Regions from separate parts of the Homo sapiens genome. Here all the other regions are linked to region 3. The links are chromatin loops, found by intact Hi-C in ENCODE. Cell type or tissue: OCI-LY7. All regions are shown on one strand. Each heading gives the region's core, and the rest is flanking DNA. Links, peaks and the distances in the headings are about the cores only.

What was found. A loop is a pair of places that touch in the nucleus more often than their neighbours do. Peaks named below come from ENCODE experiments on the same cell type or tissue, not always from the same donor. Only the 100,000 strongest peaks of a DNase experiment are listed, where the experiment ranks them.
Region 1: a loop joins it to region 3, with 6 times the contacts of the local background. A loop is called at or near these places in 14 of 110 quality-filtered maps.
Region 2: a loop joins it to region 3, with 5 times the contacts of the local background. A loop is called at or near these places in 3 of 110 quality-filtered maps.

Annotation. Positions count from the first base shown.
Region 1 is chr12:16,356,323-16,364,322 of GRCh38, reverse strand. MGST1 (microsomal glutathione S-transferase 1) reads right to left here. Exons shown (of 4, transcript NM_020300.5): 3 at 6,624-6,718; 4 at 1-528. The coding sequence ends at 282. Among named protein-coding and RNA genes, the nearest start is that of MGST1, 13 kb to the right of the region's middle. RefSeq lists a silencer at 4,134-4,428. In OCI-LY7, for the core only: CTCF peaks have their summits at 4,040 and 4,239 (motif pointing right); DNase peaks (open chromatin) are centred at 4,252 and 4,612.
Region 2 is chr12:16,159,145-16,170,658 of GRCh38, reverse strand. All of the region lies in intron 1 of LOC101928362 (a long non-coding RNA gene), which reads right to left. Among named protein-coding and RNA genes, the nearest start is that of SLC15A5, 110 kb to the left of the region's middle. In OCI-LY7, for the core only: CTCF peaks have their summits at 4,827 and 5,045; a DNase peak (open chromatin) is centred at 5,028.
Region 3 is chr12:15,976,487-15,988,000 of GRCh38, reverse strand. DERA (deoxyribose-phosphate aldolase) reads right to left here. Exons shown (of 9, transcript NM_015954.4): 6 at 5,565-5,693. Among named protein-coding and RNA genes, the nearest start is that of DERA, 71 kb to the right of the region's middle. In OCI-LY7, for the core only: CTCF peaks have their summits at 5,097, 5,310 and 8,685; DNase peaks (open chromatin) are centred at 2,890 and 5,330; H3K4me3 peaks cover 2,234 bases; H3K27ac peaks cover 4,161 bases.

The DNA of each region.
Region 1 (8,000 bases), core at 1-8,000, 380 kb before region 3:
GTGAGGTGTTGTGTGAATGTTACAAATCATAACATGATCCAAATTTATAAGAAAGTACTTTAAAAATCAGACAAAAGACTTAAGAATTACTATGTTAAATTTCTAATCCAAATGTAAAACAAGAATACAGGATATTGGCAATGCTAATATTCAAAATGGGTTTACCCCAGTTCATAATTCCTCTGCTCCCCTCCTACCTAAAATCTAAGAAAGTATTCATTATAAATTGGAAGTACAGAATTCTTAAAAAGCCAACTGGATGCTGAGTTGTATGATTTTCTTTACAGGTACAATTTACTTTTCAGCAACCTGTAAGCCATGGAAAGAGTAACTCCATATCCAACAAAAAAACTCAAAGCTCTATTTGGCTGGGGAAGGGGTGTCAAATATGCAATGGTGTGGTAGATCCGTGCTCCGACAAATAGTCTGAAGTGCAGGATGGCTGTAGAGGGGTCGGGACCACTCAAGGAATACAGGAGGCCAATTCCAAGAAATGGAATAATATTTTCAAGGTCATTCAGGTGGGCTCTGTGGAAAAAGATAACTATTAAAGACACTAATTTCAAAATACTAGATATGTATCCTTTTTTCTCTCTCTTCTAAAAACTAAATCTGAGCACTAATGGATCCTTAAATTTCAAAGTAAGATTTATTTTTTTTCTCTCAAATTGTCTTGCTTCCTTGCCCACTTGACTTTTATTTAGAATCTCTCATTATTTCTGTTTCTTTTTATTTTTAGTGTATCTTTAAATATCACAGAAGGCATTTTGTAGTTCCTAGAATATCAAAACGACATCTATCTAATAGAACTCATTTCATTTTTGTAAATAAAAATACTTTTTTCTTATGAGGTTCATAACAATTAGCAATTCAAGATTCTTTTTATAAAAATTCTTTCTCCCGAAGGAAGAAAACCCTTTTGGTGTTGATTTTTCTTAAGACACCTCCTTTGCTTCTGCTACTCTACCAAATGATTATTGACAGAATCCTTGCCAACCCAAACCACTAGGTTGCCAATAATTAATTTACCAATTTAATATCAAGACTCTCATGCTCTTATATCTAAATAACAGAATACATAACTAGCCTTTCAAATATAGTAAAATTTTTGCTAACCTATCTTCCAAATGCCAAATAAATTCGTTAGGAATGATGGTGCAAAACTACAAAGGACACACAAAAAGTAGGATAGGTGAAAGAGAGAAAGAGAGAATTTCCTAAATGTTTTCTTTATAACAGAGCTAGAAGAAAACAAAAAGCATGTTTTAGCCACAGTTTTGCTCCAAACCGTGGCATCTTGGGTTTCTCTGGCTAAGACCGAATACAAAACACATCTACTATGGACTTGACATTTTTATTATTATTGTTGTCATTGCTATTGTTGTTTTTAGAGAGGGGGTCTTGCTCTGTTGCTCAGGCTGAAGTGCAGTGGTACAATCATAGCTCACTGCAGCCTCAAACTCCTGAGTCTCAGCATCATGAGTAGCTGGGACTACAGGCCTCACCACCATGCCTGGCTAATTTTTTAAATTTTCTTTTTAGAGATGGGGTCTTGCTATGTTGCCCAGGCTGGTCTTGAACACCTGGTCTCAAGCAGTCCTCCAGCCTCAGCCTCCCAAAACACTGGGTTTATAGGTGCAAGCCATCATGCCCAGCAACATTTTTAAAAATACTTAATTTTAAAATGTCACCTCCCTTAAGTCTACAGAATTAGAAATTGCTTTAGAATCTAGGCTAGAAATGGAGAATTTGATAGTTTGTCAGCTATTGATATGTATTTCAAAATGAAAACTATTTCTGCTTTACGTTACTCTCTTCTATAGCAATAAGCATATAATTATTACATATTGCCTGCTCAACGATCGTCACTCTCCTCCTCTCCTTTCCTTTGTCTTGTCTTCCCTAGATTATCTCTAAGCTTGTCTCACAAAGAGGATGACTACATAGAGACATGAAGAGGACAGCAGCAGCCCAGCTAAGTAATGATTTGAAAAGGCTTCAATACAGAATAAAAGCAAAGAGAGGATGGTGTGAGTGTTCCTGTGCCCTCTCTTTCATGGAGCAATACAAGTACTACTGAGAATGAGATGGGAAAGAAAAGACAGGAATACCATTTTCTATTAAAGAAGGGCCCACTTTGTCAATGACACCTAGAGTATTTGTTTTGCCCCTGTGATTTCTCCCCCAGCATCACAGAGATATCGTCACCTCCAATCTTAGGCACGTTAGTGTTCTCCTTCACAACATGCCAAAAGGACAGACATTTTAAGGTTGAGGAAGAAACTATAAAAAGGAGACTCTCTGGAAAACAATGTCCACTTCTACGCCTGTGTTACGCAGTTGACAAATAGAATGGAATGTTAAAGCAGAGAAGAAAGTCAAGGACAGTAAGAGGACCATGAGGGTAGAGGGAAGGAAGGTCAAGGGGCAGGGGTTCCTTTACCTTTCTAGCTCCTGCATGTTTTTCTAGCCTCATTTTCTCTTTATCTTATTCTCCCTTTTGAGTTCTCTTTCTCTTTCGTCAGCCCTCAAAATGTTCTCAAAGATAACACTCCTCACTATGCTAGTAAGGCCTGTTTTCCACAGACCCTCATACTTATGCCAATTTATGCTGTATTTTGTACTTCTTTTGAGACTCTGTTCCAGGCAAACAGTTCCCCAGCTTTCCCTGTGAGCACCTGCTGCAGTGCACTATCACCCTTCCGTCCTAACCCTCCCCTCTTCTCCAACGACAGACTCCTTCCTGGAGCGGCAGCTTCCTTCACGTTAGTGCCATTTATGGACAGCTGCCAAAATCTATCACCAGGTGGACATCAGTCTTCCTAAGAGTCCACTTTCTACCTGGGTCTATTACCCTTCTTCCCCATGATTACATTTTCCCATTCTTCTTTCTCCTTTGGACACACATGCCCTGGCATATATTTGCTCTGTGACGGACCTTCCCACCATCTCTGTGCTCTTGAGGCCACAGCCACGCCTCCTTCCCTCAGATCAGAATTACTTGGATCCCAGCATCCACCTGACCTGGACTGCCATTGCTACATGCTTCTGGGGATTGTCAGGCTGTGAACAACTACAAAAGGAGCTGCACAGCAGGCTTTTCCTGACGCCCTCATCTCAGCCAAAGCTCTTCACCCTCAGCACATAGCCAGCCATGTGTTCACATTCTCACAAAGGAATTTTCCCAAATTGATGAGACTTCTCTCCTCTTTCTCCTTTCAAATCCTAATACTCTTCAAGGTCTTCCTTTATGAAATATTCCATGGAACTAATGGAACATGGCTTCATATCATTCTCCCATTCCTATATGCATGTGGGTCTTTTGGGGGCGGGGAGGGGGGGAACACTATAAACCCCTGAGGGTCAGGAACCCAGTTTTAAAGCTCTTTGATAGCATCCCAATAGAAGAAATGACAGTGATACATACACAATAATCTCTCCATATATGTGTGTTCATACACTGGGGCCACGAGGGACATCATCCAGTTCAACCCCTAGCCTATGCTCCAGTCTCATGACAGAGTCCCCAGCAAGTGTCACTTAGACTCCATGGAACACTCTCAGTGAAGGGTTATTCTCTACCTTTAAAGGGAATATATTCTAAATGTCTCTCCTGTCCCTAAATACCAACTCAAGCCTTTATTTTGTCTTTTGAATGACTCCCTGTATTTCACCAGCTGGCCTGTTTGCCTTTCAACTTTCTTTTTATCTTTTTGTGTTGAATGTATATGGTCTTGAATGCTTCCTAGACAAGCTAAGATGGTATTAAATAAATAAATAAATATGTCAAGTGCTTTCTAACCATCACTGGTTTCTGTCTTTCCAGAACTCAAATAACTGACTTTAAGTCACATATCTTGGTATTTCAACACATATTACCTTAAGTTTTTAGTTAATTGTTCCATATGTGTATGTATTAACTTTCACAATTGTTGCACACGGTAAAGCATACTTTTCACTTCATTTGTAGCCCCATTCTGGCTCTGCCGTTCAAATATGCTAATCGTAACAGCTTTACAATGACTGAAGTAACGAGAGAGGTGAAAAAAAAAAGTCTAACTTAAAAATGGAAAGGGAAGATGCTGGAAACGCTCTCTCTGAAAAGTGTCTCCAAAAGTGTGTTATTAGGCACTTTTTCGATGAAACAGGTACTGTCTCAAAAAGCATTATACAACTGGAAACTCCGCTCTGTTGGAGACGCTCTTCTCTCAGTATGCGGAAAAGCCAGTGTCTCATCACCAGGGGGCGCTGTGCACACAGTCGCTGCACCTCCTCCAGGACTCGGAACCTTTACAGAACTGGGGTCAATTGTTCTTTCTAACATTCATTTGCAACCTGACTAGCGGATCAATTTAGATAACGTCGTTTTCCTCTAAAAGTACAATCCCACGGGCAGGGAGTAAGGGTGGAAGGTCGGAAAGAATAGTAGGGAGGAATCTAAAATCCCCAAATAAAATATCTTTTGTTACGCTTTCACACAGGAGACTTACTTGGATTTTCATTTCAGTCTTACTAATACTACTGAGGGTCTAATTGCTTCTGATCACTTTCCAGTTCTGGGCAATTTTATAAATACAGGGCCATGACTAGCATCATGCAGGCGGCTGCCTGCTCTAAAAGGGGAAGTGCATAAAGGACCAGACAAGGCTTTAAAAGTTTTCATGTCTCTTCAGTGGTTTTGAAAACTTAAGCTTCACTCACTTTTTTTTATTTTTTTTCGTCTAACACATAATTTTTCCTTTGATATTGTTCTGCTGTTTGAAATTTCCACAGTGATTCTTTGTCCTGAAACTATTTTATATCCATATTCTTGACACAACCCATTCTCAAGACTCACTGATTTACTCAGCAGGGCTGCTGAATTAAGAAGTATATAACTAAGTGAGATAGAAGGTGAAATTTTGTGCTAAGTATCTGCACAGACTTCTTCTTAGAAGAGAAACATTCTTGCTTGATGAATAGCTTGGGGGTAGAATTGTTTTGCATGAGCAAGAAGGTACTTTTAATTTTAGTGCTGAAAAGGTTGAAGAGTCTGTGGGGCTAGAGGAGAGCCTCAAAAATGGTGTAACACTGGGCATTGCTTGCGTGAAGGAGGTACAGGTACGGGGCATATTCTGCAAAGAGAGGACGCTGAAGGCCATTGTCTGACAGAGAAATAACATACAACTTAAAATGTTTGTGCTGCCACAGTGTAAACGCCTCTGCACTTCCACTTACTCAAGTCTATTTTTAGCCACATTTTTTTTAGTTCATTTTTGAAGGGAACTGATGAAAGGGCTGGATTAACATCCAGCATAACCAATTGCAGAATATGGAAACATGCATAGAGGCAGGAACCCAGATCCAGAGTTAACCTGGAGATGATATGCCATAAGGGAATCTGCAGAAATCTTGGGAGGGGCTTCAGACTTTCACAGAGAATCAAAAAAGGGCTAATGCAACCTAGGTGTCCATCAATATGAATTGGATAAAGACAATGTGGTACGTATACACCATGGAATACTACACAGCTGTAAAAAAAAAAAAAAAAAAAAAAAAAAAAAGGAATGAATTTTGGCCAGGTCCGGTGGCTCACGCCTGTAATCCCAGCACTTTGGGAGGCCAAGGTGGGTGGATCACCTGAGGTCAGGAGTTCGAGACCAACCTGGCCAACATGGTGAAACCCAGCCTCTACTGAAAATACAGAAAATTAGCTGGGCGTGGTGGCACATGCCTGTAGTCCCAGCTACTCAGGAGGCTGAGGCAGGAGAATGGTTTGAACCCAGGAGAAGAAGGTTGCAGTGAGCCGAGATCACACCATTGCACTCCAGCCTAGGTGACAGAGTGAGACTCCATCTCAAAAAAAAAAAAAGAATGAAATCATGTCCTTTGCAGCAACATGGATGCAGCTGTAGGCAAGTACCCTAAATGAATTAACACAGGAAAAGAAAAACAAATACCACAAGTTCTCACCTATAAGTGGGAACTAAACACTGGGTACATAAACACAAAGATAGCAACAATAGATTTTGGGGACTATTAGAGGGAGTACAGAAGGGGAGACAAAGGTTGAAAAACTAACGGGTACTATGCTCACTACCTGGGTGATAGGAACAATCATACCCCAGTCGTATCTTGGCTTATTGCTTTTCATTGCTCATTGAATTCCCAGTACATTAAAACATAATATTTAAAAAGAGATGGCAGTGGGGAGAGGGACAGAGAAAGAGGTTCCTACTCCTCCAGAGTGTCAACATTCTTATTTTGAATCTTATGCAAAAATACCTAATTCTTCAACCTTTTACATGAGTTGACAGTCTCACCTATGGACAAAGACGATAAAACTCCAAGAATCTACTGTTCCCATTTTACCTCCTCCCTGCCATTACTTTTGATACATCCCTATATACAGCAACGTCATTAACCCCAAGAAAGTACACATAAAAGTACAGTATTGCCAAATTGGCAACACATACAAGTGCAGTGTGTCAATTTCAGACATCCAGTTTTCTGTAATTGTCATGTGGAGTAGGTAAGAGGTCTCACTTTTTTTCCTCAGTCTCCAAGACCCTGAGACATCTTCACTGAACTCCTTGACCAAAATTGTTTCATAAAGTAAGTAATTTCAAGAGACACTGGTTTACCTGCGTACACGTTCTACTCTGTCATCTGTTCGAAGATACTTCTTGGCATTTTCTCCTTTGCCAAATGCTACACAGTCTTCTGGATTGGCAAAAACCTATCCAAATACCAAGAAAAAAAACTTATTTCAAATACTGGCCAGGAGCAATAGCTCACACCTGTAATTCCAGCGCTTTGTGAGGCTGAGGCAGGATTGCTTGAGCCCAAGAATTCAAGATCAGCCTGGGCAACATAGGGAGTACCCATATCTACAAATTTTTTTAAAAAAAATTTTGCATGGTAGTGGGCCACATGCATGCCTGTGGTCCTAGCTACTCAGGAGGTTGAGGTTGGAGGATCACCTGAGCCCGAGAGGTTGAGGCTGCAGTGAGCTGTGATTGCACCACTACAATCTAGTCTGGGTGACAGAGCAAGACCCTGCCTCAAAAAAAAGAAAACAAACAAACCAAGAAATAACATGGGGATATTCTACCTAGTAAGTTATTTGCATTTTAGTGGAAGAAATATAGACATCCAGGTTGGCCCATTTGGAGCAATAAATCAAACACAAGAGGAGAAGAAGGCATCTATAGTTAAAACTGAATTTTTATTAACAATGCAAAGTTGTAAAAAGAGAAGCATAAATAAGAACTTGAACAAAAACCAGTGAATAAAAATAGTGAAAAGGAAGCAAATATGGGGAAAGGCATAATTCTAAGTCATTGACTATTAGTATGGTTCACTGGTATCTTTTTCACAGTGATGTTGACATACCTTCCCTCAAGTGTATTAACATTTCCAAGCGATTGGCTCATCTGAAAGTAATATGTTTACCTGCCAAAGGTTTTAGAGAACAGGCAAGAAGCATAAAAGAGTAAGGGATGGGAAAGGTGTCTTGTACTCTGTCAGAACATGTGTACCTCTTTTCTTTTTCTAAATCAGATAAAACTTTGGGTTGAAGAATACTGTATAATGAAATTTGAGAAGCTGAATTGCATTCCTAGGAATAAGAAGTACACATTCATGTATTCCTTCCTGCAATTATTATGCTCTTTGAAATAGCTTCCCCATCCCTTGAAACTTGAAATCTGCATTTAAAAAATATTTAAGCATGTGCCACTATTTAATAATTGATGGCAGAGAAAAACACAAACTGCAAAATTAATCTCATTTGTTTTCTATTTTTTCTTAATATGATATGAACATTATATTAGAGATAAAGATGTTGAAGAGAACCGATGCACAGGGCTGGGATACTGCCCATCAGTTTTCCTCAACATCTTTATCTGGAATAAATATTCCAGATAAAGTTCCTAAGGTCAGGCCTGTCTGTCTTGTTCATCGTAGTGCTCCCCTAAATAAGTGCCTGGCACACACTAGATGTACAATAAATATATGTT
Region 2 (11,514 bases), core at 1,601-9,600, 180 kb before region 3:
GCTTCTATTCCCTAGGTCTGTACGACAAAGCTAAGGTCTAAACAGTGTACACCTTATTTCCAAAGCAGGCCTCTTCCAGTTTTTTCACTGAATTTTTCCTAATCTGTGATCCATCTAAAAGGAATTTTTTTCATGATTTTCTTTCTCACACCCATTCTATTTATCCTACAAACTAGGATATAACTCTAGAAAGTTAATGAACTTGCAGCTCTTTAAATTACACAGCCCTCTGTGATACAGCCTCACCTTCAAATGTAGTTCTCCAGAGGTAAGGAAGGGCTTCCAAAGAACAGAAAATAATAAAGGTTTAGGCCATTTTAATGATGAAGAGACTGTAGAAAAGTTAAGTGAGAGTCACAGAAAGACACTCTAGGGACACAACTGGGACCCATGTGATCTTGTCCCCAGGCTACTAGACAGAACCTATATATTATTCAAAGAATAATCCTGCTGGCTCTTGATCTCTCTATATAATGAGATAAAGATCAGACTCTTCTTGAGAGAAGTGTGTATATGTGTGTGTATGTGTATGTGTGTGTTTCGTTCACAGCATTTAGCTCAAATAAATATTTTGCTAATTGTTTATAACAAATGTAATCCTTCCTGAAAACTTACTAATGTCACTGAATTCTGCCTCCTTCTTTCTGACTAAATGAGGACCTATGAGACTAGTCCCCTGGGTCACCACTATGAGTGATTTAGTTGTCAGCCTTTCTACTTAAGCTGCCTACCTGGATCTCAATTAGTGCTAATTATTATAGGGACCTCATTACCCACGTGAGGAAATGTCTCCCCTGATAAAGTCTATGCTACAGAAAAAGAATTTAAGTGTGTCTGCTTTTGAATCAAACATCCAAATTTTCAGTGAGCCTGACATCTGATCTATGAATAGAGTAAGTGGTGAGACTCAACATGGTAAGAGTGTGCCCCTGTAGTACCAAGTCATGAAGACCCAAAGAGGGTTCTGGTAGGAGTATCTCCTACATTCACCAAGATAAGTTGCCATTGGCATCTGGCATAGCACTGACAGGAAGCCCATACCATTGCTCATGGAATAATGATCTCTCTTGTCCCCAGCTCTGCTACTCCTCCCCCTCTAAGTGCTCAGCTTCACCAGACCTGCCCCCAGTATTCAGTTGGACTTCTGCTGATGTTACCTCTAAGGTAGGGCTTCTCAACCTCAACGATACTGACATTTTAGACTGGATAATTCGTTGTTGGGGGTGGTTGTCCTGTGCACTTTAAGATTTTTTGTACTATCTCTGTCTTCTACTCACTGGATGCCACTAGCACTACCTAGTTGTGATAACAAACATATCTCAAGACATGGCCAAATGATTCCAGAGGAGCGGGGTCAAGACTACCCTTGTTTTGAGTACCAGCTCTTCTGGAGTCACAGAAAGTGGGGTCAGAAAGAAGCCACAAAGAAGCTGGTTCCTAGAGGATGATTTTTAACCTTTTGGTGTCCCAGTACTCTTACAGAATTTGGTGGGGCAAATATTTTTACCTAAGATCCATAAACGCACTTAAATATCTAGTACAAGTAAACTTTTATTTCAGAAACCCTCTGAAGCCCAAGAATTAATGATCTGGGGTACTAATTCCTTTATATTAATGCTGATATTTTTCATACAGGCTTCCCCAAGAAGCAAAGCAAAACAAAATCCAAAACAAAGTCTGAAAATGCAGAAGTTCCAATACAGAGAAGTTTACAAGATAGAGATATTTTTAAATAACTGAAGTCTAGTCACAAAATGGCTTGGCAAAATTTAAGGCCTCACAAGCTCTACATTTTTCCTTCTTTTCAGAGTGACCTCATCCCCTTTGCCTCATTTTCCAGCTTTACCTGCATCCTCGTCCTTCCCAGCCAAGCATCGATTAAAAGAGTAGTAATGGCTCACCTTTATCTAGCACTTTCTAAGCAGACACTGCTCTGAGCACTTTTACTTATATTCATTCGTTTCAACTTCACAACTCTATGAGACAAATACTATTATCATTCCCATTTTACAGATGAGGGGAACAAAACCACTTGGCGATTAAATCATTTTGCCAGAGTCACATAGCTAATAAGTGGCAGAGCCAAAAGTCAAACTTAGGCTGGTCCTAGAGTCCATGCTCTTGGCCCCTCTAACCTCCAAACTATGTGTGGCCCACAGTCCTAAATGCATACTGGGTAGTAGTTATCTGGTGGTGAAAGGAAATTTTCATATATCTCCCAGGATGTGTGAATACAGCAATCAATACTACAGACACTTAGCCAATTTTGTTTCCTCGCTGCCTCTCTCTACCCCCAGTATCCCTGTCTCATCACCTCTCTTCCCTTAGGAGGAACGTAAAGCTTTGTTTCCTCACAGCACCCTGACTAGTCTTCTCTAGTTAATTCAAATGACTCAGACATCATTCACCAATGTTTCTCAAAGTTTGTTCCAAGAACCATCTGAGTATGAGCCACAGGTAGTGATTATTAAAAGTACAGATTCTTGAGTCCTACCTTAGATCAACTGAATCAAAATCTCTAGGAATGAGGCCCAAGACGCTGTACTGTAAACAAGCTCTGTGAATGAATTTGCTGCACAAAAAATGAGCTCAATTGAGACTTTTGTGGTGGGTAATTCAACTGATTAGGGCCAATTAGGTTGAAGTTCATTTCTCAGACAGAAGAGCCAACTTTGCTTGGCAGTTTTATTCTGGCCCTTTCCTTAGTTATTTATTTATTTATTTAGCCATCTTCCAAATTATAAGCAGGTAGAACACATGAGGACATGAAGAGACAGTTTGGACAGACAAAGCCCAGCTAGTACCCAAACTGAAAAACTAATTTCAACTGCATCATTTTTATTGCAATGGGAAATATTCTTTTCCCGTTGGCAGTTATTGAATGAGTAAAAGGGTTTAACTATAATCAGGACATAGGATAAGTTTCCAAAAAAGGAAAACATCAATGAGACTTTATCCCAGTTCTTGGTAAACTCATGTCTGTGTCTTGGGTACAAGAATCTTAAAGGCAGCAGAGCTTGCACTTTCCTGCATGCAGAACCTTGCATGGTTACATTGCGAGGATACTGTTTTCCCAGCAGGAACTGAGTGCCGGACTGCTCCTTAGTTACAAACAAGCTTTACTGTTTTCCCCAAATGAAAATAAAATAGTCTAGTGATAGAATGGAATTAGAAAAAACAAAACGTCAATGAAAGCTCTCGATAGGCTAGCTAAGCCCAATTTACAAGAGTTATGCCTTGGCCATGGACCCCAATTGGATGATTTCTTTATCCACCCAACTCCTGAGCTACCAAATCTCTCAGCAGTTTAGACTCAACTGAGCCAAAGCTAAAGATTTAGAATCTTACTCTCAGTCATTCAAACCAGACTGTATCTCTAAGTTAATTTTTATTTAAGTTGCCAATGCCAGAAGTACTATCTGATTTTTTTTGGCGGGGAGGTGGTGGTGGGGATGTGTTGTTGCTGTTAAATTGCTAATCTATATAGAGATATTGGTGCTATTGTAGAGAATACATAGCCAAAAAACAAAGTTAGCTTCCTCCTTTGAGAAATATTAATTAGGAGCCTGGCAGTCAGTGTTTAGAAGGGAGCATGAGTACTCTCCCAGTAGATGAGCCCCAGTACTGTTTTCCCAGCAGGAACTGAGTGCCGGGACTGCTCCTTAGTTACAAGCAAGTTTTATTGTTTTCCCCAAACGAAAATAAAATAGTCTAGTGGTAGAATGGAATTAGAGAAACAAAACTTCATTTGAGAGCCTGATGGAGTCTTTTAGGAGAAGAAAATCCTGTTTTCCATATTCTCTTAATGTTTCAGACCCTAGGTGAAGAAGAAATGACCCAGATTCTACTGCACTTTGTCCTCTCCCTTTGACTTCTACGCTGCCAAGAGATTGATGGTGCAAAGTCACTTTGTCTCAACTTTGCACAGAGTTCTGTACTTCAGCTAGTCACCAGTAAAGAAATTCATTTCATTCACACTCTCCTTCCTTTTCTCTAAATCCTAAGAATTAGCTAAGTATCTGTAGTGCTTTCCTTTTAAGAAGGTTCCACTTTCCAAGGCTTTGGGATTTTTTTTCCTTTTTAGGTGAGGCATTCACTAGCTATGTATAATTCTTCCTTTGGGACAATTGCAAAGGGGGAGCTGATGTCGTTAAATAATTTTTATTAACTCTGAATAGATATTAAAATATATTGTAAGTAACACTAAATCCTTCTATTTCTATTGTAACTAAACCACAGATCTTTTGAAGTTATAAAATCCTTATTTAACTTTTAATTGCCTCCCAAATTCTTAAGAAATTTGACAGTTATTCTGTAACCACTGTGTCCTAGGTTCTTTCATATAAAAAATATAATTTAAGTTTCCCAAGAAATCTGAGGAAAGCACTATATCACCCCATTTTACAGACAAGGGCCCAAGGTTCAGAGACACAAAGCGTACTTGTCACATGTCATGAAACAAGTAATAGAAATGAGATTCAAATCCTGGTCTTAACTCTTAAGTCCAGTGTTCAGTCAATTGTTGCACGGCTATAACTGATCAGGTACAATTGCTGAGAATAAAGGAGTGATCAAAATTCACACCTTTCACCATGCTAAAGAATACCATATACATTTTATCCTTCATTCCCAGGAAGTAGTTTCTCATGTATGTTGTAAAGTTGTCATGCTCATTCTCCCATGTTCTCACCTTTTCCAACTCATTCTTGTTTCACCTCTGATGATTACAGCAGAAGTATCCTCAGAGCTACTCCCCTTTTAGAGCTTTTTAGGGAAAAACAAAAAAAGCAATTGGAGAGGATTACAGAAGTAAATCTGCAATGACACAGAATGACATGAGCCAAATAATTCTTCTCACTGAACTCAGTCTCTTAAGTTACCCATTTCTAATCAGTCCTGCTATTGCCAGGGACAAACAATCCTGCCAAGCACACCCAGAACTCTTGCAGGATGTTTCTGAAGGTTCCCTGGAAAATGCATTGTTTTTATAACTGCCAGTTAAGTGATGCCTTAGCTGCATTTGAGGAAGAGTGGGGACATCCAGTGGCCATGTGGGTTGATAACAACGGAATTATTGGTACAAAGATACGTTGTGGTTTTGATAGAGACTCCTATATTGCAAAAGGCCTTAAAAGATTTCTGGTTTTAATAATTTTTAAAATTATTATACATGGGACACTTTGGTAACCAGTGCACCTTCATCTAGAGTTCAGTTGGCAGGTATAGCTCCCCAAATAATCTAATTTGTGGACACCTGGGTCACAGTCTACTGCTCAAAATTATCTACCACATCAAACCAAGTACAAGGTAATGTTAATTTCTTCCCCCACCCCCTCATCAAAAAAATCTGATCATAACAGGCTGTTTACATGGCTCATTTACATGGATGACCTTCTGGCCTCAGGCGCAAAGAATACATCACTATTGAAAGAAGTCTTATTTTTGTCAATATAAAGAAAAATGAAAAAGTTTCAGAGGGTGAAGAGGTCACATTGACTGGCTAGCACAATTTGGGAACTGAAATCTTTCAGGGAGGAAAGAATACAAGTGTCTTTTAGTCTCCCTAGAACAATGTTATTGAAAGATATTTGGTGGTCCTCTGATATGAGATGAAATACTTAGTCAATATAAAACAGTATATAAATGCTATTCCCCCGGAATGTAATTTAATTGTTATGCCTGTGATTTTTCCCCACTATACGGGAAATTTTAAAACTATTCTAAACCCAATATTCAGATTCTTATGTGAATAGGTCGGGTAAAGGACAAGCAGAACAGGTTAAGAACAAGGGAATATAAATTGATCTATCTGCTTTCCAAGTGACTTAACTCAGGGGCAGCCTCCTCAAATAAGTTGTGAGTAGAGGTATCTAGCTTTAAGGCTTTCTCAGTTTTGGTCCTTCCCCTTGCTCTCTGCAACACCTCACTGCAGAACCTAATAGTCTTGCCCTGGACACCATTCTCTAACTTTCCTTACCCTTCCCATTAATTATCAAAATTTAGCATCATATACAATCACAGTATTGTAGCAACACCTTGCTTGCAGTGAGGTGTTCCTAATCAAAAAGGAAATTAGTGAATCTTTAGAAATTAAAGGGTAAAGAACAGATGCTGGTTCCACAGGGTTATTGCACCAGAGGAATTTCTCCCTAATAGAAGACCATGCCTTATCACCTGAAAATAACTTGCAATGTTGGAATTTCAGGTATAATGGCAGGTGTTCAAGCAGTCTCTCAGAGTTTTGCAAATCCCACCATGTATAAATCAGCTATAAATAAAACCAATCCCAATTCTTATCCCATTAAAAGTAATCAGTAGAAATCTGCACCCTGGCATTCCATAAATCCCTAGATTTTTTCTTGAAAACAATATTTTGAGATTCAGACACAGTACCTAACCCTACTGTCACACTAACCTTGAATACAAAGTTCATGGTGACAGTTTACCACTTAATAATCCTTCTAGAATATATTTACTTTAAGTTCTGCCATCTCTGTTGCAATGCATCTCTGTGGTAACACAATGTGGTATTTTAATATTGCTTTGGAAAGACTAAGGATCCAGAAACCAGTGTTCCAGCTCTGAGTCTCCCACTCATTGACCATCTGACCTCATGTTAGTCAATGCACATTTTGTGCTTGGCTTTCTCATCTGGAAAATGAGTAAATTAGAAGATCTATAAGAGTGTACCATTATAAAACATCTTCTCATCACATTGCCTTGTTTGTAATTGATCTGTATCTGAACAGCATTAAGATTGTACAAAAGTTATCTGATGCCTTGAGGTCTTTGTAAGAGTCTCTTTCTAAAAGAAAGAACTGCAGAAGTTTCACTGTCAAAAAGATCCTCTGTAATTAGGAAATCATATGTCAACATTTAGGCTAAATATATTTAGCACAGAAATGTCTCATGGTACATCCTCCTCCAAACTTCCAAAATACGGTATTATGCCTCATATTTTATGTGAGATGTGGAAAAAAGGTCAAAATGAGAACCCAGGAATCTTGCATCCTCATTTTCTACTGTAAACACTATGAAAGAAAAAAAAAAAGAGCAGTGATACTGCTCATGCCATGGTTCTCAACAGTTTGCCATAGCATGCATTTGAAGAGTGTTCCTATTTCTCTCCTGCCAATATGGGAACGGGAGGCAAATCAGCAATAAGGGATATCACAAGAATTTGCTTTCTCTGTCTTAAGAAGAGCCATTCCATTTCTTGCCTGAAGTTTAACTTGATTATGCATTCATTAAAGACGAGTGATGGCGATGATTAAACAAAAACATCTTTAAAATGCAGAGTTCATTTCAGCCCATTTGGTTTTGTTACACACAAATTGGATTTGCATTGCATCCTGCACAGCAGGTACTCCACTTGAAATCAAAGACAGATGCTTTTATGGGATTAAAAGGAAAACCTAGAGGAGGGGGAGTGTGTTAGAGATTGAGATATTTTGCATTTCGGTAATAATGGCTCCAAAATGAAATAGTGATCATATTGCTGCATTATCCATATAAGTGTTTGAGCTATAATTAAAAGGAAACAAGAATCCCCATCATAACTTGAATCATTGTCAAAGAAGAACATTTAATTTGCAGGGGGAAAAATGATTTTTCCAATAAATGCCTAATAATACCTTAGCATATTTGAAATTTAATCATAAGTGGCTTAGAATTAAACCATTTGAATTATTACTGAAACATTTCAAGTGGTGACATTAAATGCTTTGTTTGAAATTAGCCATTAATTCAAAAGTCTTCTCTAGAGCTGCTGTGAGAGTTTAACTCCTTGTCTGTAAACAGTAGTCCCTGGTTCTCACACTATTATTAATCTTTACGCCTCTAGAATATTCACATTGCTGACTATTTACTCTGGCACCCTTGGTTAAATTATTCTGAATGCTACAATTTTATAATTGATATCATCTGCTGTTTTAAAAGTGTAATACAATTGTCAGCTTCTTGGATATATGTTGGGAATACTGACCAGTTTTCTTAGATAAAAGTCAGAACTGATCAATCCCCAGTGTAATTCTCCTTTCCATTGCCTCCAAGAAGCTTCATATGGCAAATCTGGTTCCTCTCTTTCAGAGTGTCTGACTCTCTAACAGGGTTTTGTTAGCATTTTTCATCTATTTGATGATTGTATCTCATAGATTGATTGTACTGATGGCCCCAATTATTGACCTCCCTATATCCATGCTCTTTGCAATGTGAATTTTTCAATCCTCTCATGAAGTAGTATATATTTCCCCACCTCTTGGCTAGGTTTGTGACTTACTACGGTCAACAGAGCTTGGTGAAAAGGATGGTGTGCTAGTTCTAAACCTAGGCTCTAGAGGCCTTGTACATTCAGTTCTTTCTCTCGAACTCCTGCTTCTGCAAACAAGCCCAGGCTAGCTTGATGAAAACTGAGAGCTATGTGGCCCAGTCACCCCATAACTCCTGCCAATATCCAACCTAGCCCCTAGGAGCAGAGCTGCCCAGCTAAGGTGCAGGTGACCACAATCAAGACCAGAAGAACTGCCTGGCTGAGTCCAACATACACAAAAAAATCATTAATTTGAGTGGTGCTTTACCATAAAGCAATGGGTAATGATACTTACATAGGTCAGATTCTTTTAAGTAGTATTCGCTTTGGACTTTAAATGATGAATATCATTTTCAATGCTGTGCACAATGCCTATGTTATAACATGTGTTCAATAAATATTTATTGATGTATAGATGGGTAGAGATTTATTTACCTATTTTAGGCTGTTAATATGTTCTAATAAACTCTCACGGCATGTAACTGTGCCCTCCATGCTTTAGAAGAATGCTTAGGAGAAAATTGAAAAGAACATTGCTTCCCCCCTTTTTTTTCCTCACTGAGAATATCACATGAAAGGTGACCCAGGAACACAGATAAAGAACTTGTTGGAAAGAAAAGTCAGCCTCATCTTCCAACATTTTAGCCTGAAAAATATACACAAAATCATACCTAATGAAGCTTATCATCATTTCAAAATTCATGTGGAAGATAATCCCACAATCGAGGCTGGGTATCACCTTCCAGTGATGTGCAAATCTCTGAAAAGTATACTTCCCAAAATATTGAACCTACTGAAAGATAGAAGCAGATAAAATTTTAGAGATCATCTTGACCAAACTCTCACTTCACACAGAAATCTCCACTTCAGTTCCCTTGGAAGGTAATAATTGTAAGTGGTAACTAACATATAATATGCACCTATTAATTTCCAGGTCCTATTCTAAGTATCATCTATGTGTTGATTATTCACAAAAATCTTAAGCAGTAAGTACCATTTTAAGTTGGGGAAATGGCTCAGAGAGTTTCAGCAACATGTCCAAAGTCACATAGCTACTACATGGCAGAGATGGAATTCAAACTCTTAAGATTCTATTATCTTAACTATGATAGAGTTTCTCACTGTCAACAACTAGAGCCATTTATTGAAGAAATTAGCTACCTTTTGGTGAGGTAAGTTCTCCCCTTCCTTCTAAATACTTCAGCAGAGGCAAAACCTCTGAGAACCCATATAATATAATGGCTCAAGCCCAAATCTCCCACACTGTCATTTCCACCCATTGGATTTACTTCCAGCCTTTAGAGCAGCAAAGGAAAATTCTGTTTTCTCTTACAGGACAGACCTTCAAAGAGGTGACCTTTCCTTCCCATTCATTCTTTATCCAACATAGTTTTCATGTTCTTCACTAACTTGATTAGCCTCCTAATGAAATTTCTACAGCCTCCCACTACCTAGCTCACCATTTCAGTTCAGGAGACTAGCCATCTTTGCAGCCTAAAATAGCATCTGGTTTTTATATGTGGTTGGTTGGTGGGTGGTTGATTGATTAGATGATTTTAAGTAGAAAAAAATCAAGTCTGAAAACTTATATCAAACACTGAATTACTAAAATCAGAAATATTTTTAAGCTATCCTGTATACATGGAGTTACACATTTCTGTTCTTTACCAAAGTGTAAGGCTTCAGTTAAAGCTGAAAGGACATATGAGGCGGGTACGTTATCAGAGTCAAAACAATTTTATTGTTAGCCTATCATAAACATACAGAACTCAGAAAATGGCACAAATTTATTTATTTTTCCAGGTGGGTTGCCTCTCAGTTCATCCAGAATCTGACAGGTAAGCTGCATCACTTCTCACTGAGGGCCCATTCCCAAGGTTCCACACCCATTTGGGTGGTACTTCTATGTTCTAAAGTCATGATGTCCATGTTCTTAGTATGGATATGGCACCAATAGTAAAGGTTTCTTCCAGATTCTTCAAAATGAAGCATCTTAAGGACCAACAAATCTTTGTTTTGCTAATACGGACCAATTCTCATAGAAGAACTTATAGGATTGTTATGCCAACAAAGTATCTGCTTCATTTGTTGTTCCCTTTTTTTCTTTTTTAAGAAAGTCTTTGTCTATAAGCTACTGGCACTTTATGATAATCACAGTTTACATTCATGTATTTCATTCATTTGTATTTCATTTCAGATTTTGAATTTCATTTTTATATTTTACATACACAATTGTAGACTACTGGTGAGCTCTCAAACTGACCCAATATATTTTTAAGTTTGTAATCTAAAAAGTTGGCATTTAAACAATAAAATGCATTCAACCTTAAATGTAGAGTTTTATGAGTTTTGAAAAATGAATACATCATGAAACCACAACTTAAATCAAAATAAAGAACATTTCCAAGATATTCCCTCGGATGCCTTTTCAGTGTAACCCAGCTGCTCTCTTTCTGCATTCAGGCAACCACTGATCTTATATTTCTGTTACAATGGATTACTTTTGCCTGTTCTAGAATCTCACTTAAATGGAATTGTGCAGTAAATACTGTTTTGTGTTTGGTTTCTTTTTCTCAGCATTATGTTTCAGATTCCTCAGTGTTGCAACATTACTGAGTGATAATATCCCATTGTATGTCCATAACACAATTTATCCATTCACCTGCTGACAGACATTTGAGCTTTATCCAATTTGGGGCTTTTTTTTTTTTTTTTAAGCTGCTATGAACATTTGTGTACAAGCCTTTTAGTGGACATATGTTTTCTTTTGGATATATGCCTAGGTATAGAATTTTGGGGTATATGATAAGTGTCTATTTAACTTTATAGGAAACTGCCAAACTGTTTTCCAAAGTGATTATGCTATTTTACATTCCCAACAGCCAAATAGATATTGTCAGTCTTTTTTCATTTTGATAGTTCTAGTAGGTGTGAAGTAGTATTTCATTCCAGTTTCCAGTTGAATTTCCCTAATGATTAATGATGTTGAACATCTTTTCATGGCCATCATGGTCTTCTTTTCTTTAAGTATTTATTCAAATCTTTTGTTTATTTTGATCACTGTTTGTCTTCTTATTAAGTTTTAAGTTATTCTGGATTCAAATTCTTTATAAGCTATTGCAAATATTCTTTTGCTCAGTTTGGTATTTGCCTTTTTATTTACTCAATGGTGTCTTTTGAAGAGTAAATGCTGACAGTTTTGATGC
Region 3 (11,514 bases), core at 1,498-9,497:
GCATGGAGTCTGCACCTGGAGCTGCCCACCCTGCCGCAGCTGATGTGCCTGGCTGTGCACAGTGGCTGGACCCCGCGTGCACTCACTCACACATCCCTTGCCACTCCGCGCCTGGCTTGCCCTTGGCAGCTGTGCGACCCAGGCCAGCAGTGTGAGCCAAGTGCAGCCTGCCGGGCCAAGTGGGTGGAACAAGTCCAGCAACCAGGAGCAAAACTCAAGCAGAAGTGCACGGAGGTTTCTGACTGGCAAAGCGACACCCTAAAGATCCTGTGACAAAAGAACTTGAATAAAGATCCATGTAACCAATCAGGAGAACAGAGGAGAAAAGAAGATTAAAAATAAAACAAACAGGACCTCAGTAACCTATAGGATAATATCAAATAGTCTAACACTCATGTACTTGGGGTCCGAGAAGGAAAGACCAATAGAATGGGGTAGAAGATGCATTTAAAAATATGGTTTTAGGCTGGGCACAGTGGGTTACATCTGTAATCCCAGCACTTTGGGAGGTCAAGGTAGGCGGATCACCTGAGGTCAGGAGTTTCAGACCAACCCGGCCAATATGGTGAAACCCTGTCTCTACTAAAAATACAAAAATTAGCCAGGCGTGGTAGTGTACACCTGTAACCCCAGCTACTCAGGAGGCTGAGGCAGGAGAATCACTTGAACCTGGGAGGTGGAGGTTGCAGTGAGCTGAGATCACGCCATTGCACTCCAGCCTGGGTGACAGAGCCAGACTATGTCTCAAAAAAAAAAAAAAAAAAAAAAAAGTACATATATATGGTTTTGAAAACGTCCTAAACTGTTAGAAAACATCAACCTCCAAATCCAAGCAGCTCAGAAAAGTTCAGGATAAATACAAAGAAAACCATACTTAGGTCGGTTGTGGTCAAATTACTGGGAAAACAAAAAAGACAAAAGGAAAATATTGATTGACCATAGCTAGAGTAAGATAAGATATTACATACAAGGAAACAAGAAGAAATGGGATTCCAAGAAATGGAATGACTTATTTAAAGGCTGAAACAAGAAAATGCTCAACCCAGAACTCTATATTCAGCAAACTATCCTTAGAACATGGGGGTGAAATAAAGACATTTTCAGACGAATAAAACCAGAAAGAACTCATCATCAGCAGACCTGTACTGCAAAAAATACCCAGGGAAGTTTCCCAGACTGAATTATACAAGATGGAAACTCATATTTATAGGAAGAAATAAAGACTAAAGTGATACATTTAGGGAAAACATAAAATACTAGCTTATCTTAGTTTTTTCTTTGTTAATGTCCTCAAAAGACAAGTGACTGTTAAAAATTCGTATCATTGTAGTAAGAGGTTTGTAATATATATAGAAAAGAACATTAAAATAACTCAAAGAACCAATGAGGATGTAAATTAAACTGTTGTAAGGTTCTTCCATTTGTGACATGTATAGTGAAACAACATTAATTCCAAGTAGACTGTGAAAAATTAAGGATGCACATTGTTAGAGCAACCACTTAAAAATTTTGTGCAAAGAGTCTGTAGATAAAAAGCCAACAGAAGATACAAAATGTTACAAGATAGCTAATGAACCCAAAAGGTTGCAAGAAAAGAGGAACCAAAAATAGATTCAAACAAACAGGAAAAAGTTTGCAAGATGACAGACTTAACTCCTACTATATCAATTACATGAAATGTAAATGAATAAAACACTCTAAAAAGTAGAAACTGTCATAATAGATTAGAAAAGAAATGCCTACAAGAGATACATTTTAAATATATAGCCACAGATGGGTTGAAAATAAAAAGATGGAAAAAAATATATACCATGCAAGTATTAAACACAAGAAAGCTGGTGTGGCCAGATGAACATCATTAGTAGACATTCAGACAAGGACTAGTATCAGAGATAAAAAGGGACGTTTCATAATGACAAATGTGCTACTTCAACAGGTAAACATAACAATCCTAAAGGTATATATACATAAGAGAGCTCCAAAATACATGATGAAAAAACTGACAGACGAAAGGGATAACCAGACAAATCCACAATCATGTTTGGAGACTTTAACACTCTCTTAGTAATAAACAGAACCAGTAGACCAAAAAGAAAACAAAACTAGATCTGAAAAACATTATCAACCAATTCGATCTGACATTTGCTCTAACATCTGAAATACACATTCTTTTAAGTGCACTTGAAGCATATAACTAAATACAACCATAAAATGAGCTACAAAATAACTGTTAATTCCAAAAGACAAAAGATTCTTACAATGGATACTCTCTGAGGATAACAAAATCTTAAATTATAAAGCAACAATAGGATATCCATAAAAGCACAAAATATTTGGAAAGTAAATATCTCATTGTAAATAGCACTCTAAATAACAAAAGAGATCACAAGGGAAATTAGAAAATAACTTTCACTGAAAAGTAATGAAAAAAAAACAACAAAATAAAAACTTGGCTCTCTGAAAAGATTAATAAAATTGGCAAAGCCCTAGCATGAACAAGCAGAGGAGGAAAGAAAAGCAAAAACAACAACAGGAAAGGAAACAAAAATGACCAATATCAAGAATAAAGAAAGAGATATAACTACAGATCCCACAGATATCAGAATGGAAGAACATATTATAAACAACATTATGCCAACAATTTTAGCAACTCAGTATACTTACACAGTGAAATACTTCTAGGCAAACTCCTTAAGATCTCTTATCTCTTATTTTTAGTGAGGGCAAAACAAACCAAAAACAAAGCACCCAAGAGTTCACACTATGTGATTAGATAATGTTCTAATACTGGCAAAGCTAAGCATGGTGATAAAAGTAGAAAAGTGGTTGCAGCGGGGACAGCAGGTGAGCTGAGTGGAGGCGACTATAAAGGGACACAAAGATATTTCTAGGAGGATGGAAATGATCTGTGTCTTGAAGGGAGTAGTGGTTACAGGTGTTTGCAAACTGCCAAACTCATCACACTGTCTATCTAACACCTGAATTTTACTGAATGCAAATCTGCCTCAATGAAATTGATTTAAGAAAAAATTTTTTATACCACCACAGAAGTAGAATACAGAATTTAGTCAGAAATTTGTAAATTACTTTTGGGGAGATTAGTTTGTGCAAGTTACATATAAAATTGGGACAAGAATATAAAAAATATTTCAAAATATTTCAAGTTCATCAAAGAATACTTCAATTCTATTATATACCTTCTTAACAGAGTAGGAAGTATAAACTATAGGCCAGGAAGTATGCTACATGCTTTCATATATTATGCCTCACAAAGATTGTGTCTTTCATTCATGATAAAATCTAGTGTGTGCCTTGGGAAATAGCCATGTTACAAGTGAAAAAGCAATAAATCTGGAGCCAGAAGACCAGAGTGTTCAAATAGTGATACAGGTTATTTATTAGCTTTGTGACCTTAAACAAGTCACACAATCCTAGATTTCTTCCACTCCAGGACTGATGTGAGGACGAAGGAATATTGTTTCAATGTACCTGGTAAAGCACACCATGAATACGGTTTTATTACTCATACTAAGTGCTCAACAAACACTGCTTAAATGAAGAAATGAAGTGGATAAACAACATGAACAGAGAAACAAGCAGACAGGAAGAAATAAAGGGACATGTTTATAATCACATTTTTTTCTGTGGACAGGATGGGTGGAGGGTGGGACACAGCTTCCAAAGCGTGATGACCTAATACCACATTTGTATCATGAGTAGTAGGTGCTGTGCGTAGGACAGGGTTGGCTGACCTCCCAGAATGAATACACTTTCATTGTGACCAGGATAACAGCTGGGGTAACAGGTATCACAAGATTGGCTCCGATGTGACCCTGAGGAGTATCTCAGCTCCATGTGCACAACCAACAGCGTGGCTACCACAAAGTATGTCCTATAAGTGGCTGCTGTTATTCGTTTCCAAACTTTTACTTTGTTACCTGGGCTAACAATCACTTGTGCTGGCAAGCAGCATAAAGGGGGGCTACCTGTACACCAAGTAGCCTCCAAGGGGCTTTTCCCAGGTTCCTAAGAGGCACAGTGAGTCTTCTACTGTGAATCTTTGAAATGCCAACATCACTGATGAACAACTGTTCAAAGTGTTCCATCCCTTCTCATCCTTAGGTTTTTCTGAGATTTTGCTCTCAGATAACAACTGCAGATATTTTCTAGATACAGCAGTTGTGCCCAGAGCAACAGCACCATTGCTGACTAGTAGGCTGATTTTCAGTAGAGTTCCAAGGAATGATCTACTAGGCCTGACAGAGCACTCAAGAAGTACACAAGAATATGGCTGGCCCAGATTCAAGACCAGAGAAACCAGGTATCTTCATCCAAATATAGGGCCCCTAGAAGGACACCTAGAAATTCAACACTCAATCACAATGTCATGTGATAAGTTATATGATAGGGCTTTTACTTGAATGCCGTGGGGACACACAGAGGAGATAATGGGCCAAACAGCAGGGGGAGAAGCAGTGTCAGGGGAAATAATTCCTGAAAAAGGTGGTACCTGTGCTGAACCCCAAGATGTGGAGTTATTTGGGCAAAAGGCATTCCGGGCAGGAGGCACAGAACGTACAAAGACTCAAAAGGTTGGATGGCACCATCTGCAGAGAAGTGCAAGTAACTCTACCTGGCTGGAGAACATGGTGTGAAGGGAAAATGACACAGCAGAGGCACAGCCAGGGTCTTAGGAAGGACCTTTTTAAAATAAGAATCAAGGAATGTACACTTTACCATAAAGATGAAGGGAAACCACTGAAGGAATTTTAAGCAAGCAGTACCATAATAAAATTAGCATTAAAAAAAAATTGTGGTGACAGTGTGGAGAACAGATTGGAGGGGAACAAAAGTCAGGAAGACAGGGGAACAGCTGAAGTAATCCCTGTGGAGGAGGATGGTGGCCTAAGACAGCAGCACTTAGAATGGAGGGAAGATGTGTCAGACACAGCAAAGAGGTCTAGAGAGAACTCTCAAGGCTTCTTCACTGATTTATGTGAGGTGAGAAAAAGAAAGAACCAAGCATGACTCCTAGGCTGCAAGCTTGGATGTCTAAATGGATAGACCTGCTGTTCACAGAGATAAAGAATAAGTCAACTTATATTTGAAAGTATAAAAATCAATGATACTGCACTAAATTTTAAAACATTAACACAAACAAAAGCAGAGGCTGTCTCAGATAGTATGGATATATATCTCTGAGATAAATGAAAAGCTTAAATTCAGAGAGGAGTAAGTCAAAGAAATTCCTGTCTAACATATGTTGATGAGTGAATAATCAAAGAATAAAACAGAAGGCAATTCACTAACAAGAGAGCCATCTACTGCCTTATAAGCATAGTGCAGCAATGAAATGCCACACACACACAAAAAAAAATGTGGAAGAAAGCCAGGAGTTTTTGACCACTTCACATTGAACATGTTTTTACAAAATATCCGATTCCTCCCGCAAAAAAATTCCAAGTGGTTAGCACGTTTAATAATAGCTAAATGCTTTCACTTACTTAATTTCTCCTAAAAACATCAATTCAATAGAAAACATTATTTGAACATAAAACACTTACCTGCCATCATTGCTATCATACTGGCTTTATAGACATTAGTAAGAGTTCCAAGTTCTCCTGTCGCTAATATAGTTTTAAGATGAGCCTCCCCACAGGCCTTGCGAAACTGACGAATCTCATCATACAGGGCTGGGGAAGAAAATAATTGAGGCAGTTACAAAGCAGGCAAGTGATAACATAACTTGGCAGCCGTTTAGAGCTGGTGGAACCCATTTCACATTTAGGAAACATAAAACATTTGTCACTTTCTAAAAATCACCCCAATTTAACATTGCCTGGAGCATTCTGTTGCAGTTCACATCCTGTTACAAGGAATGCTTAGTTTGCTACCATGAAACCGTTTCTAAGCCCTGGCCTGAGGTCCAGAGACATAGAGCTTTTTAAATATCATAATGACATGCAAATTATAAATAATTTCTGTCTTGTCCATATGATGGTTGCTTCCAACAAAAAACAAATGTAGCTACCATACATACAGTGGTGTACCCCTTTGCAAAGTAATAAAAAAAAATCTTAGGTTCTTATTAATTCTTCCATTCACAAGTAATAGGTTCTTTGGTTGGATATAAAGCACACCTTTCTTGAGAGTTATGTTCATGACAATAAAGACACAGCAGCTTGCCCCACTGCCTGCCAGAGTATGTTTATATATCTGACTAAAAAGTGTTAGGCCTGGCCAGGTAGTGCTGGACGCATGTGTACAAAGCCATCTCTGCAGGGAGGCTCAGAGATGCTGCCTTAAATCTGTTAACCCCTGAGCCCATGACCCCAGTACCACATCTGGCTTTGGAGGGTTCCACATTGGGCCCAGATTTATTTCATATTTCATATTCAAGGTAACATTTTACATGAAAGGTAGCAGGATTTTAGTAAGCAAATTAGACCAAAATCATGTGTATTAAATCTTTAAAAAATTATTTAAGTCTTTTGTCAATGATACTAGTGAATTTTGGCTTTTTCAGGCCGGCCACTATCATTTCTTGAACTCAGGCTACTGCCATGGTAACAAGACCAAGGCTTTTTCTTTCCTTTGTATTTGAGTATCTTTCATAGGAAGTAGGTTTTTTTGTTTTTTGTTTTTTGGTTTTTGAGATGGAGTCTTGCTCTGTCACCCAGGCTGGAGTGCAGTGGCGTGATCTCAGCTCACTGCAACCTCCGCCTCTGGGGTTCACGCCATTCTCCTGCCTCAGCCTCCCGAGTAGCTGGGACTACAGGCGCCTGCCACCACGCCTGGGTAACTTTTTGTAGTTTTAGTAGAGACGGGGTTTCACCGTGTTAACCAGGATGGTCTCGATCTCCTGATCTGGTAATCCGCCTGCCTCAGCGTCCCAAAGTGCTGGGATTACAGGTGTGAGCCACGGTGCCCGGCCCATAGGAAGTAGTTTTATAAACATACAGAGTAAACCAAGCAGGAGGGAAACATTCATAATAAGGGTTGGGGTAAGCATTTCTTAAAGCTAAAATGAGAGTTCTATAATTCACAGGCTTAGTAAAGTACATTTAGAAAAATGAAAAATTAGTCTCAGTTAAAACCACAAGTTATAACAGCCAAATAAAGCTTGCCTTCTCAATCACAGAAAACATGAACTTGAAGCTCAGAAGTGAAAAATGAAGAGAAATGAAAGCAAATATTCTATTCCAAGATGCTCAGTAAGTTTAGAAAGTTTGTTACCACTGAGAGATGGTACCCACAGAAGGTTCAATAAAGAACAGACTATTTTCACAGATCCTTAATAACGTGCAGTTCTGAGTACTAGGGATGATCTGAGATGCCACACCACCTACCTTACCCTGCCCATCTACCTAACCTGGGAGAAAATCATCCTACTTATGCCTCCAATATGACAACCTGTGTAAGAATGTTAAAAATAGTAATAGACTATGGAGCGAAAAAAAAAATTATATTCTTTTAATTCAGAGAATGAATTGGATGGAATGACATTTCTTAAGTTATTGAATCTAAAAAAAGAAACTTGTTTTCTAAGAACAAGTGACAAGGAAAATCTTCTGATCTAAAAATCCAAGAACGCTAATCCAAGTTAACTTGTGATTTAATTAATGATTTTCTTCCACAAAATAGTGTTGTCATTAAAAGCAGGCTTTAGAGTAGGACAAATGCAGATTTAAAACCCAACTCCATCATTTCCTGTGGGACCTTAGGCAAGTTATTTCTGTCAGCATCAGCTCCATCCTTAAAGTGTCAATAATATTTACTTTACAGGGTTACCAGGAATGAGAGAGAGATATACAAAGTACTTTGCATACTGCCTGACATGTTATAAGCACTCAAAAAGTTTAATTATTAAGTTCAGAATTCTAGTAAAATGAATTTCCACTAAGTGTTGTGTTATAAAAGTCAAATCTTATTTCATGGCCTGACCCAGTTCCAGTAACCAAAGTTCTGTTGGATTACTGCTTACAATCAGTGAGCCATCAGACAAGGCTGGAAAGTATTTTATTACAGCAGTTGTTAAAGTGAACTTTGGCCTGTAAAACAAATTCTTAAAACACTGATCACGACCATATTTGTGAACAAAAAAACACCATCCTTTTTCTAGAGTACTACCTTCTGATGCCAAGTGAATTTCTTGAAGTATAGTTAAAATTAACCACGAAAACCAGAGGTATTTTATGATTCAGTCATTTGGAAGTTATACTCTTTAATCCATGATCCAAACAGAATGAACTGCAAGTGGTCACTTAGAGCATAACTGGATTTACAAATATGCAACCAATGTCTTCTCATTCTTTAACTGCCAATTTCTAAAATCATTTTACTGGCCTATTTTACCACATAACAGGATCAAGTTTTTCTGAGAAAATATCTTAATCTTTAAGGTTCAACAGGTGGAAAGTTGTCATTTCTTTCTGTTACCATTCTGCCCAAAATATATCAGAACAATTAAATCAAAAGTTATACCAAATCTGGTCTTTTTAAAATGTGACCTGGGCTCTATCAAGTGATTGCTTCTACTCAGGCCTTTGAATCTTAAAGAGTGAGGCAAAGATGAAAGAATAGTTAGATATTTTCTTTATTATTGTGGCATCAGCAATAGCAGGAGATCCAAAAGTCCAGTGTCCCAGGGGCCAGCCACCAGCCAACAGTGTGGTACCTGTGCTGGCCAGTAGGAGCAGCACCAGCAGTGGCCCTGGGCCCAAGCTCTTCCTGTGGCACAATCTGACTGTGTTCTCTGCTCCTTATTCCCTCATGGTCCTGCTTTTTTTCCAAGCAAGGCTTCCTACTTATTCAGTGAGCTTCTTTATGTCTTCCTAATATAATAAATTCCCTTTCAGCTTCACTTAATCAGAATTGGTTTTCTTCAACTCATGAATATTTACTGAAGAAGTATAGTATTGTAGACAAAAATGTGGATTCTCCTGAGTATATGGATTCACACCCCAACTTTACTACTAGTTTATTGTTTGATTTGGGTAAGTTACTTAACTCTAAACCTGTCCCATGTTCCTCATTTACAAAATGGGAATGATAGAAGTATGCACACCTCACGGAGTTATTTTCAAACAGGTTAACACACACGAATAGATAAGGACAATATCCAGCACATTGTTCATGCTCAAGGAATGTCAGTTCCTGTTTTCAAAGTTGTTGGTGGCAGCAGTGATGGTGTTCCTGTTATTATTCAGTGCTTATCAGGCTCAGATTACAGAGGGACTTACAAAAGCAGAGGACACCATGATCTATGTTCCTTGAAGAACATAAAATAAAACCTCTTTGGGCCCCTAAAAAAACAGTCTGGGGGAAACGGCTTACTATATATCACAAACAAGTTTGTTTTTAAGCTAAGAACCCATGCTACTTTGAATAGCACAGACTCTTGAGATAAGACATTTTTGCTACTTGCTAGTTGTGTAAACATTTAGGAATTATTCGATTTCTCTAAGCCTAATTACTTAGGGAGGCTCAGTTTGCTCACATATTTTTGTGATGATTAAATAATATATGTTGCTAGAATAGAACCAGGCATTTAGTAGGCAGTTAATCATTCAATACTAGCTTCCCATATTTTCCCTTATACACTTCCAGAAACCCAAAAATAACTTTAACGAACAAAAAATAGCAAGCACTGTCCTAATACTTATGAAAGCACAACTAGAATTTGCCAGTCTTACATATAAGAAAAAATAGACCACTTCACTCCAACACAAGCCATAGAAACCACAAAGAAGCATTATTAGTGTTTAGGTCGTTTTGAGGACTTTGACAGTACCATGATAGACACCTCAGAAACTAGATGAATGACATATGCTAATCAAAGTGGCTTGATGGCTGAAATGTAACCCAGTCAATCTCAAATTATGTCCTTTAACAAACTCAGCTGACACTTTCCTTTCAATACAAATAAGCCAAACAATGGAAAAACGAATGAGCAGGTTTTCCCCTATGTTGGTAGGAAAGGACAATGGTGGGGTATGGAGTTATTATAACTGCTGCTAGACCACATACACAGAGGAAATTACAAGTGAAGCAATAAGTTCAACAGATGCCCTTTCCAAAAAATTTTTCATGAGGAATAATTACTCTAAAGGATGAGAAATCCCCTACGTTTTCAAAGCCTCTTCCCTCAAAAATGCTCAGTGTTCTCCACACGCTATTTAACCATCCATCGTGAGACAATTTGCAGTTACCTCCACACTTCCCATGTGAAGCATGAGATGTAGGCTGGGTGCAGTGGCTCACGCCTATAATCCCAGCACTTTGGGAGGCTAAGGCAGGTGGATCACCTGAGGTCAGGAGTTCGAGACAAGTCTGGCCAACATGGTGAAACCCCGTCTCTACTAAAAAAATGCAAAAAATTAACCAGGCATGGTGGCAAATGCCTGTAATCCCAGCTACTCTCTGGAGGCTGAGGCAGGAGAATCACTTGAACCTGGGAGGCGAAGGTTGCAGTGAGCTGAGATTGCGCCATTGCACTCCAGCCTAGGCAATAAGAGCAAAATTCCATCTCAAAAAAGAAAGAAAGAAAAGTGAGATGTGGAGAGATAAATGACTTGCTCCAAATCTTACTGTGGGTCAGTTATAGAACAGAGAGGAGGAGTCATGTCTTCATACGTGGAATAAAACTGTATTTCCTCAAAATTTTCTGCCTCTATCCCAGCACACACACACATGCATGCACGTGTACACTCACTGCAGTTACAACATATTCCCAGGGAAATACATTGCAGTGCTTCGAGCAACAGATTCGTCAAAACTCAGAACGTAGAAGGATGTCAACTCCCTTCTAGTTCAAACTACTCACTTGACAGATGGGCATTAGAATCCTAGGACCTGGTTTTCATTCTTCTAGGGGAAAAAAGCTGCATAAAATGAAAAGTTCCAAGGTAATGCAGAAACATAAGATACTAAATTTTGTATAATACACTAAAAATGATCTCTAAATTGCTCTTTGTTCCAAGGTAATTCAGAAATATAAGATACTAAATTTTGTATAATACACTAAAAATGATCTCTAAATTGCTCTTTTAGCCCCCTGGATGGGAAGAAAACCAGGGTATGGTGCTACAGTAGAGTTCATATATTTGAATCAGGACTTCTCAGCCCTTGCTTGGCCGCTGATTAGTGGTGTTACTTGGGAAAGTTACTGAACCTCTCCAAGCTTCATTTTTCTCCTCAAGATTAGATAGGAGAGCTTTATTTTTACAGCTCAAACCCTTCTCAAATTCTGCCAATAAATATAAAAGTATTAAAACGGTTAGGAAGGTAATCAATCATTTTTCCTTCAGATCCACCTTTGATAATAAGCACACGTAAAATGATGGTAAACGTTGACTTACTCTAAAAGTTTAAGCTGTTATAATTAAGATGAAAGAGCCTCTTGTTGATTTAGAAAGATGATTCTGAACTCTATCTTTGGGAGCTCTCAACCACAGACAAGGGAGAGCAGGGATTTTCTCAGCCACACACTGCCAAGAAGGTGGAGAGAAACCT